2 separate regions of the Mus musculus genome follow, and region 2 is linked to region 1. Evidence: chromatin loops called from intact Hi-C (ENCODE). Cell type or tissue: heart. All regions are shown on one strand.

Evidence for each region. Peaks named below come from ENCODE experiments on the same cell type or tissue, not always from the same donor. Only the 100,000 strongest peaks of a DNase experiment are listed, where the experiment ranks them.
Region 2: a loop joins it to region 1, with 2.3 times the contacts of the local background. A loop is called at or near these places in 5 of 42 quality-filtered maps.

What each region holds. Positions count from the first base shown.
Region 1 is chr2:80,313,075-80,318,074 of GRCm38, reverse strand. It overlaps Dnajc10 (DnaJ heat shock protein family (Hsp40) member C10), which reads right to left and starts at 2,609. Exons shown (of 23, transcript NM_024181.2): 1 at 2,270-2,609; 2 at 476-826. The coding sequence starts at 679. In heart, a CTCF peak has its summit at 2,502; a DNase peak (open chromatin) is centred at 2,544; H3K4me3 peaks cover 2,133 bases; H3K27ac peaks cover 1,632 bases.
Region 2 is chr2:80,636,360-80,641,359 of GRCm38, reverse strand. Nup35 (nucleoporin 35) reads right to left here and starts at 2,548. Exons shown (of 9, transcript NM_027091.4): 1 at 2,428-2,548. The coding sequence starts at 2,467. In heart, no CTCF peak of the experiment used is centred here; a DNase peak (open chromatin) is centred at 2,589; H3K4me3 peaks cover 1,873 bases; H3K27ac peaks cover 997 bases.

The sequences.
Region 1 (5,000 bases):
TTAGAGCACGCTGTGACTAGTGACTGCTGTCACATCTGCAGGACACTTGAATTCTGAGGGCAGATTTGTCTCTATGGGTTCATCACCCACTTGAGTGTGAACACCACTTCACAGACAAGACTTGGGGGTTAGTGTCTCTACTTCTGCTGTAAATCAGTTTACAGAGAAGAGGTAACTATGTATCTGATGCCAACAAAATCATTGTACTTGGCTTCTCCTGGTTTTACTTTAACAGATGAACTGGGTTTCAGGTGGTGGGGATCGAACCCCTGAGTCGTGTGCCTGCTGTGTAAGGGCGCTACTTCTGAATTACATCTACAGTTCCCAAATTACAATTTCCGACAGTATGCTTAAGCATTTCACTGATTTAAAAAGAGTGAAAACCCGCTTTTCCCAGAGGGTTGTACTTTTTTACATAACCGTTTAAGCACATCAGTATAAATATCCCGATATTTAAAAGAGAAAGTTTGCCTACCGGGTTTTTATCAGGATGTAACTTCAGTGCTAATTTCTTAAAGGCTTGTCTTATTTCTCTACTGCTTGCAGTTTTCGACACTCCAAGTAAACTGTAAAAATTCTGATCTGTGCCCACCACAACGACCACGTACAGTATCAGAAGACAGAGACTGATCCTCTTCAAGTCTCTGATAAAGTCATCTTTGTTTAACCAGACTCCCATTCTCTTTCTTATGAAAGTTCTGACTTATGTGAACATTAAGATACAATGCTGGGTCCGGTGGTTAAAATAGACACACGTGAGAATCTCTGTCCACATAACTTCAAGGGTCAATCAAGCATCTCGGGAACACAGCTCAGAAATGTTAACCTAAAGAGAGCAAACCAGGCAGTTAAAATACTTTTCAGACTTAACATTTATAGCATGATTTGTCAAGCGACACAGCCAGTAATACAGTTTCCACACTGAAGGTCACATCCCTGTGAATAGCTTTGAACCCCTATTCTCCAGGACCCTCCCTTGCCCCTGTATTCAGGTAGGCATGTTTGTAAAATCACTGATAGCAGGAAAAAGGTAATGAGTAGTAGTAGCTAGCTAGCTTTCAAGAAAAACACAGGCACACATATGCGAGAGAAAGAGAGAGAGAGAGAGAGAGAGAGAGAGAGAGAGAGAGATGGGGGAGGGAGGGAGGGACAGAGACAGAGATACTGAGAGAGACAGGGACAGAGACACAAAGGCTCTGGTCAATATGATGCTACCAGGATAAGACTCAGCAGTATTTCTTTTCTCTCCCAGCACGCTGCCCTTTCTAATACCTCCTCCCTTTCAGCTCCTTCCACGCCTGGAAAGCTTATCAAGTTCCTTTTTTAAATCTAATCTCATTTGTAGAGAATGCCTTCGAGGGAAAAACAAGGAAGCATGAAGCTTTTCCAAGAGGGTTGTACTTTTTTACATAACCGTTTAAGAACATCAGTATAAAAATAGATAACTTAAAAAAGCAGGCCACACAAGTTCTCTAAAGTGTTAGCACCAAGAGAAGATATTTTATAATAATTGCAAATCAATGCAATTTCACTGTAAAGCTCCTGTCTGGAGTAAAAACTAGGAAAACAAAGAGCACCAGGCATTGCTTGAGGGTAAAACCCTAACATTTAACCTTACAGCTAAACTAGTCCTCTTTAATATCTTCAAATGCTTTGGGGGAAAAAAAAAAGATCTAACTTCCCTAACCTCCTCAGTTTCAGCTCTCTTCCCTTAAGTCCGGATATGTTTCTAAGTATTTCTCCTTACCTGGGAACAGGCCTCACCTCACGTCTAACTCCCTTTTTTCACCCGCCTCCCCTAATAGCCCTTTGTAAAATATACTGACAGTAAAACAGAAATACCCAGACTGACAACCATCAGGAAGGAAAACAAATGAAGAACAAATCTCAACAAAGGCGACTTTGGGATAAGGTGTCCCTCGGCTTAGGGTGGGTTCAGGCAAAGCCTGGGAATAACTGAACAGCCTGGGGCCAGTGAGGCTGCAGGTAAACGCAGTGTTAATGAGGGATGCTGCCACCGCTCCAGAGCGGGATCGGGGAGAGGCGAAAGACAGAGGGTACGGGGCTGGCAAGGGTGCGCCTTGAGGTCCCAGGTCGGACCAGGGAGAGAGACCCCGAGTTAGAAAGTGCGAGCAGAAGGGGGCTCGCAGAGGTGGGGTGGAGGGGGCCGTGAAAACCCGGCGCAATGGGGGCACCGAGGCGGTGGGATGGGTCTGGCGTCCTCCCTCCCTGATGCCCCCGCAGTGCGTGGAGCCCGGCCCGCGCCCACCTCGGCGTCCTCAGCTACTGCCCCATCCTCAGGTCGCCGAGCTCCGGACCCGGCAGGACCGGACGCTGCCTGCGAACGCGCGCAGCAGCAATTCTGCCGCTCCCGTCGCGCCGGCGGGGCGGGGCCTGGCGCGGGGCATTGTGGGAAAGGCGTGGGCGAAGGCCGACGGGTGGCCAGCAGGGAGGGACGGGTGGGACCGCCGAGGCTGACGTGGCCTTCTGTGTGGCTGCGGCGGTGGCTGCGGGTCCCGCTCCTAGCCAGAGATAGGGAAGCATCCCGCAGCGCGGCCCACAGGCATCTTGCGGCCGTAGTCAACCGCTGGCGGAAGGAAGGGTGTGAAGCCCGCCTTTTCCGGTCCCGTTGCCAGGGCGACGGGAAAACCCGGGTGGAGAGATCCGGCTCTCTGGAGGTTTGGTTAAAGGGTGGGTATCCTTGAAAGGGCAGATTTGGCAGAAAGTGGAGAACTTGTCTGAATTGACCCCGTTGCCAGGGACCGGACAGAATAATTAAAGTTTTCTAGAAATAAAATTGTTTACAACTTTTATGTATCAACAAATATGAAGCGTTCTACAGGATTTCTGGATTTGTGAATCTGCCTTCTGATCCTCTCCTTTACTGGATTTGTTACAGAAACTGCAGTGTTTGAGTCATGACACTTTGACCGTTGAAGTAGACACATTAAAGTCCCTGAAAGAGGAAGTGATGGAAGCTGGTGGTAGTGATTTGAAATAAGTAGAAATTGATAGTGAGTCTTTGGGTAGTTAACCAGATGTCAGTTAATAATTTTATGGCTGTAGGACCTGTTGCTAAACCAACATATTGTAGGAAAGAAGCGGAAGTATAACGAACAAAGGCAGAAATATCAGAAAGAGCCTGAAGTAGCAGCTGTTAACCTGTACCAGGAACTGGCCGAAGTACACACGCGTTAACTCAGCCCTAAAATATTCTCGGGAGATACAGCTGATTATCATACACATGTCAAAATGGAAAATAAATGGGTAACTAAAAATTGAGGAAAATAAGATTAACACTTAAACAACCTAGTTCATTATGCCACGGTGATCCAAAACTCCTTAGAAAAAAATCTAAAAGCAAAACAGAGAACTGAAGAATCAAGTGGAAACTAATAGGTTTTTGTTACCATAGTGAATACATTTCAACTTATATTTTTAGATGGTAAGGAAGCTTCTTAAAGCTTTATTGTAAAGGACTGGAGTTGCATCTTACATAGTTTGCAACTCCTGAAGGGAGGATTCAAAGGAGATGCTTAGGAAAGGAAAAGCAGAGAAAACACAGACACACAGGCAGCATGCCACAAGTAATTTAAAGCAGTGTGTAAAACATTTTCTCTTCTCTGGGATATGTACTGGTGGGTAACAAGAGCAAAGACTTTCTGCTCCTAATAAATTGGATGATAGAGGGACACATTAGCCTGTTAGTTATTCAAATATATCTGTAATTAGGAAGGAAAAAATATGAAACACAGATCACAGTAAGACCAAAAGGTAGAAACGACCATCCAACAGCTTTCAGCTCATTTTAAGAGGTTTTATGGCTCAGTGGTTAAGATTACTGGCTGCTCTTCCAGAAGACAGAGTTCAATTCCCAACACCCACATGGCAGCCCACAACTATCTGTAACAGCAGTTCCAGAGGCTCTGGCACTCTTGCACAGACATGTAGGCAGAACACCAATGTGCATAAAAATAAACAAATCTTTAAAAATAAACTTAAAAGTCCTCCCCCTTTTCAATGGGAAGCTGAAGAAGAGTTTTAAGTGATGAAATGTTTTATGTAAGGATGACTTTGCTTAATTTGAAATGATCTTAAAGTTACAAGGAATTAAATGTTGTAGTACAAAAAAATTGTTTTTCTCAAAAGTTTGGGAGTAAGTTGACTTCTCCCATGACCCCCCCCACCCCCCAAAACTAGTGTGTGTTTTTTTCACAGATGGGATGCTTTCTTTTAAAAGTACAACCTTCGAATATGGGAAGTTTCTGTGAACACATTATCAGTGTCTAGTCCACAAATGTCAGATTCCGGTTTTTCCAATTATCAGTAAGACTTCCCAGTATGAGGATCTAGTAAGGAGCTATTTTTCTTTTTTTCTGTTTAGCACAATCGTGTTTTAGACTTCCTTAATGAGAAATGTTTATCCAGTTTTCCCAGATTTCAAGGTCTTAAACTTGTATAGAATTCAGGCCAGTTGTGTTATAGATACTATAGATAGATCCTATTTTTATGTGACTGAGGATTCTTCATGATTTGATTTAGTTGTGTTCATTTGACAGACATGTAACAAATGGCATTGTATTCTCACTGTCTTATCTGATGGTCTCAAATTTTTGTTTCTCCCATTGTTGGTAGTGGTAAATAACTTGAATAGGAGGATTTTTGTGATTTTTTTCCATGTAAGTTACATTTTACTTTTAATAAGATGTCCTTTGTAGGGAGCTACTTGGAGAAATAAATTCTTCTTGTTAAGCTTTCGATTTATTTATTGTATTTTTGTGGATTCATAGATTCCTGTTTTATAAAATTGATCAAACCTGTTACTCTCTTTTACTTAGAAATTTAAGTAGTTTTATATCTGGCCAGTTGAAACTCTTAAAAAATTTTTTTTGTGCCATCTTGCCAATCTTACCATTCTCTAAGCTTAGATGCTTTTGTACACAGTAGGATTTTCTAGGGTCATTCTGGGCTCTTCCTGCTTTGGTACTGACAGGAGCTGT
Region 2 (5,000 bases), 320 kb before region 1:
GATAGCTAACATTCAGTAAGGACTTCATAATCCACCAGCATCTTATGATACAAAACCTTTGTAAAGTGGTAACGAAGACTTGCATGTCTACTGATGAACACTTCATTTTCTGGCTTAGGGAGTAAGCCTTTGTATGATTTATTGTATTCAGAGAAGTCTGATGTCTGGTATGAGAGTTATGTGGTTTTTACTAACTATTGCTTAACTTCTAAATAGCCTAAATACTTGTTTTCTGATATTCAAAAGCTTTTAATAGCATACCCTTCCTCTTTTTTTCCATTATTAATGCAGATCTGGATACTAACAGTTTAAGTTTAAAAAGAGGGATGAAAAAACAAAATAACTCAGAAGAATAAAACAAGTATCAAAAAAGCTGTAAGGCTGGATGGTGGTGGCCTTTAATTCCAGCACTCGTGAGAAAGAGGCAGGCAGGTCTCTAAGTTCGAGGTCAGCTGGTCAACAAAGTGAGTTCCAGTCAGCCAGGGGCTATATATATAGAGAAACCCTGTCTTGAAACTCCCATCCTCACCCCTCCCTCCCCCTCGGGGGAAAAATGTATACACACACACAAACACACACACACACTAAGGTGTAAAAAGAAAATTGTAATTCTTTTGTAAAGCACTAGTTATGTTACATAGTGCTACTACGTATCTCAAAAGAAAGTTAAACAGGGCATTGTGATGCATGCCTTTAATACCAGCACTAGGGAGGCAGAGGCAGGCGGATTTCTGAGTTCGAGGCCAGCCTGGTCTACAGAGTGAGTTCCAGGACAGCCAGGGCTATACAGAGAAACCCTGTCTCAAAAAAAAAAAAAAAAGTAAGTTAAACTCAAACCAGAAGTCTCAACAAAAGCATATTCTAAATAGATATTTAGAAAAGACCTGTAACAAAATACAAAGGTTTTGGTAACATCACAACTATCATCTACAAGAGGGGTAGGAAAACTGTGACAACTGTAAGAGTTATCAAGGTGTGGTGAGATGGTTCAATGGGTCAAAGTCCTTGCCATTAAGCCTAAATTCAGTCCCAGGACACACAACACATCCATACACTTGCACATTATATAACAATCTAATTAGGTCAAGAAAAAACTCAGCTACCTAAATACACCGTGATAAAGTAGGAAGCCAGACTGCCACTAACCATTCCTTCATGACTAAACATAAAGGCTTAATGATTGCTGCATCCTGCACGTCTGAAATTCCACTTCTCAATCTCTGCCCCTAAATGTTAATTCCTTCACTGACTTCCTCAGAGAGGAGTGCCTGGGTGAGGTGCCAAGAGGATGTCAGACCAGCAGACACCTAAAACACGTGCAACATGTGACTCTGAACAGTTAATATCAGACAAAGTCAGAGCCTAAGCTAGGCAATATACAAGAATGTGTTCACATTTCTTACACCTGAAAATATGCTCTCCAAAATGTCACTGTTGGACAGAAAAACTGGAACTGCCCTGATCTCTAAATAATATGAAAAAAAAAATCAGAAAACAAGTTTTAATGCAACAGTGTATCTACATTATTAGCATTATTGGTTCAGTTTTTATGATAAACAAAATCAAGTTATGTCATTCTTTTTTCCCTTTTTGGTTTGGTTTTAATACAAGTTTTCTCGGTATAATCCTGGCTGTCCTGAAACTCACTTTGTAGACCAGGCTGTCCTCGAACTCAGAAATCCCACCTGCCTCTGCCTCCCAAGTGCTGGGATTAAAGGCGTGCGCCACCACTGCCCGGCTGCAACTCTATTCTTAAAACAACTTTTTACCCAAAACGTGGCAAGCATTACATGCCTTTTGAATCTACAAAGTTAGTTCTACACAATAAATACAATGCTTACTCTCTTTACCAAGCTTAGAGAGTTATAAACTAATAATACTACGATACGTCTAGGAAACTGTAGACAGGTTTTGTTTGTTTTCTGTTGTAGAATATGACCATTGTCACTACTCACAAAACTCAGCGGGAGTGGAGAATCAACATGTTAATTGGTTTGTTTTTTCTCCAAATACGGCATATTCGGAACGTTTCCCCAACAAATAATGGGGATAATTCTTTAGAATCAGCAGTCGTCCAATAGAGTCAAGTTCCAAAGTAAAAGGCGGGGGAGCCGGGCGAGCCAGGTTGGTTCTGGGTCATGCATTCATATACAAATTTCTTTTGTGACATTAAGATCCGACCTAGAAACCTAGGTGGCCCAGCGGCAACCGGTTACTACAGCGACCAGTGGCTCACCGCCCATCCTCGTGCATGCTTTCGGGGTACGGGGCAGGTGACCACAGTGCAGCCGGGCGCCGTGCCGGGTTCCCGGGTACCACCGCCCAGATGTCACCGGCCACAGCGCTCCCCGCTCCCTCCGTGGCGTGTGACACCTCCGGGTCAACAGCGCGCTGGCTGTGCCGCCGGGAAAGCCGCGGTCCACTCACCCAACGTGGGCGCCTGGGGATCCACCGCAAACGCTGCCATCGCAACGGCCGCTCCTACTCCAGCAATGAGCTTCCCAGTTTTCAAAAATGGCGGAAACTCTTATCACCGTAAGAGCCGCTCAGCCTTATGGGTTGCGCAACTTCCGGTCATGCTCTCTGCGGAGGCTGAGGGCGCTTCAGCCATTTTGGAAGAGGGCAACCTTCTTTACCATGTCTGGGATGCTAAGGAAGATTTTATGAGGATACCGAGAGCAATGTGAGACGTCTGCTTCTAAGACTAGTAAACCACAGTGGTGGCACACGCCTTTAATCCCGGCACTTGGGAGGCAGAGGCAAGCGGATTTCTGAGTTCCAGGCCAGCCTGGTCTACAGAGTGAGTTCCAGGACAGCCAGGGCTATACAGAGAAACCTTGTCTAGAAAAACCAAATTTAAAAAAAAAAAAAAAAAAAAAGAAGAAAAAGATCTTGGAAAGCCTCCTAATATGTTGTTGTTAATGCTTCATAAAGATTCCTTTGCTCTCTTGATAATTAGTGAGATTTTTGCATCAACTTCCCTAGCACCTATTAAAGTACATTTAATGAAACTATATATTCCTTTCTTTCAACTTGATTCCTGCACTTGATATAAGCCTTTTTTTCTCAAAATATGTTTTCCATCATCATTTCTTGTAGCTTTTTTTGTTTGTTTGTTTTTTTGGTTTTTTTTTTTTTTTGAGACAGGGTTTCTCTGCATCACCTGGTTGTCCTGGAGCTCACTCTGTACACCAGGCTGGCCTTGAACTCAGAAATCCTCCTGCCTCTGCCTCCCAAGTGCTGAGATTAAAGGCATGTGTCACCACTGCCCATGTTAATGATAAGGAAAGCCCTGGAGCCACAGGCATCCTGCCCATGGCATCTGTGTGCTCTCCTCTTCACTCTGCTACCTCTCCTTAGAGTATGTATATTCATGTGCTTATGTGTGTGTTAACATACATTTAGTTTTGGCTGGGCAGTGGGGCACACGCCTTTAATTCCAGCACTTGGATGGCAGAGGAAGGCAGATCAAAGAGTTCAAAGCCAGCCAGGTCTACAGGGGTGTTCCAGGACAGCCAGGGTTACACAGAGAATTCTATCTAAAATAAAAATAAAAATGCAAAAGCCAACAGCCTTGAGCCTGATACTGTGTTAAATTTGTGAGTCACTACAAAGAAGTCAGGTATGAATCATTAGACAGACTTGACCGCTCTTAGGAGAGTGTCATTACAGACTGAGAGACAGCGGTTTCTTCCTGTACAGGCAATACAACAACGCCATGGGGTTAGAGCTGGCTGTCACGTCTTCACAATGATTCCAATATTAAATGACAGATTCCTAGAATTCAATTTTATTTTGTTTGGTTTGGTTCAGTTGAGACCTGTTTTCCCTGCATAGTCCTGGCTGTCCTGGAAGTCACTTTATAAAATAGGCTGGCCTCCATGACTCTGCCTCCAGAGTGCTGGAATTAAAGGTGTGCACCACCACCCACCCACCCAGAATTAAAATCTGAAAACCACTTACATGTTCAGTTTACCTTTTTTAAAAAGGGTGTGCTGAATGCAATGCTGTACAACTTTAATTCCTGCTCTCAGGAGGCAGAGGCAAGTGGATCTCTGCAAGTTCAAAGTCATCGTGGTCTGTATATAGTGAGTTCCAGGAGAGCAAAAGCTATACAGACTCTGCCCCTTCCCCCCCCACACACACACACACAAAAGAATAAATAAATATAAATTTTAAAATAAGTGTGTGTTCTACATATCAAAAGATGCATGCCTTGATCTTGTACATATAAATCAGTGTTTACTCAGCAATGGTCTTTACAGAGACAAAAGCACATGATTTGTGCTGGATCACCAACTAATTGGTAACTTAAAGCATCGAAAAAAAAAAAAACCACATTTTTTTGAAGCCAGAAATCCAGACTATGTTTTAAAGGGCTCCTATCAAGGCAGCAATAGGCCTGGTTTCTTTGGAGATACAAGAGGAGTATGGGTTTCCTTCCACCTTCTAAAGACTATACTTGTCATTTGGCTGCTAGCATCACTCTGTCCAGTCAAAGCCAGAGGCATTGCATTTCCTTCCTCTCCCCTCCCCTCCCTCCCTCCCTCCCTCCCTCCCTCCCTCTCTCTCTCTCTCTCTCTCTCTCTCTCTCTCTCTCTCTCTGACACTTCTTCTTAAAGTTTCTATTATTATGTGACTAACACTACCATAGTGACTCATGTCCCTCTGCCTCCTGTCTAATGGTTCTTAGGGCTCACTCTCAACTCAAATAACCCATTTAGGGAACTAAGTCAATAATCACATCTGTTAAACACTTGTGGATGTTTTGGAGAAGACGGACCATTATCTTTTCTTTCTTACTTTCACTTATCTGTACATATATGAAAAAATTAATTATAAGTTAAAACACTCTTAGAGATTTTTGTTGGTTGGTTGGTTTGGTTTTGGGATTTTGGCTTTTAGAGACAAGGTTTCTCTGTGTAGCCTGGACTGTGCTGGAACTCACTCTGTAAACCAAGCTGGCCTCCAACTCAGAGATCTGCCTGCCTCTGCCTCTG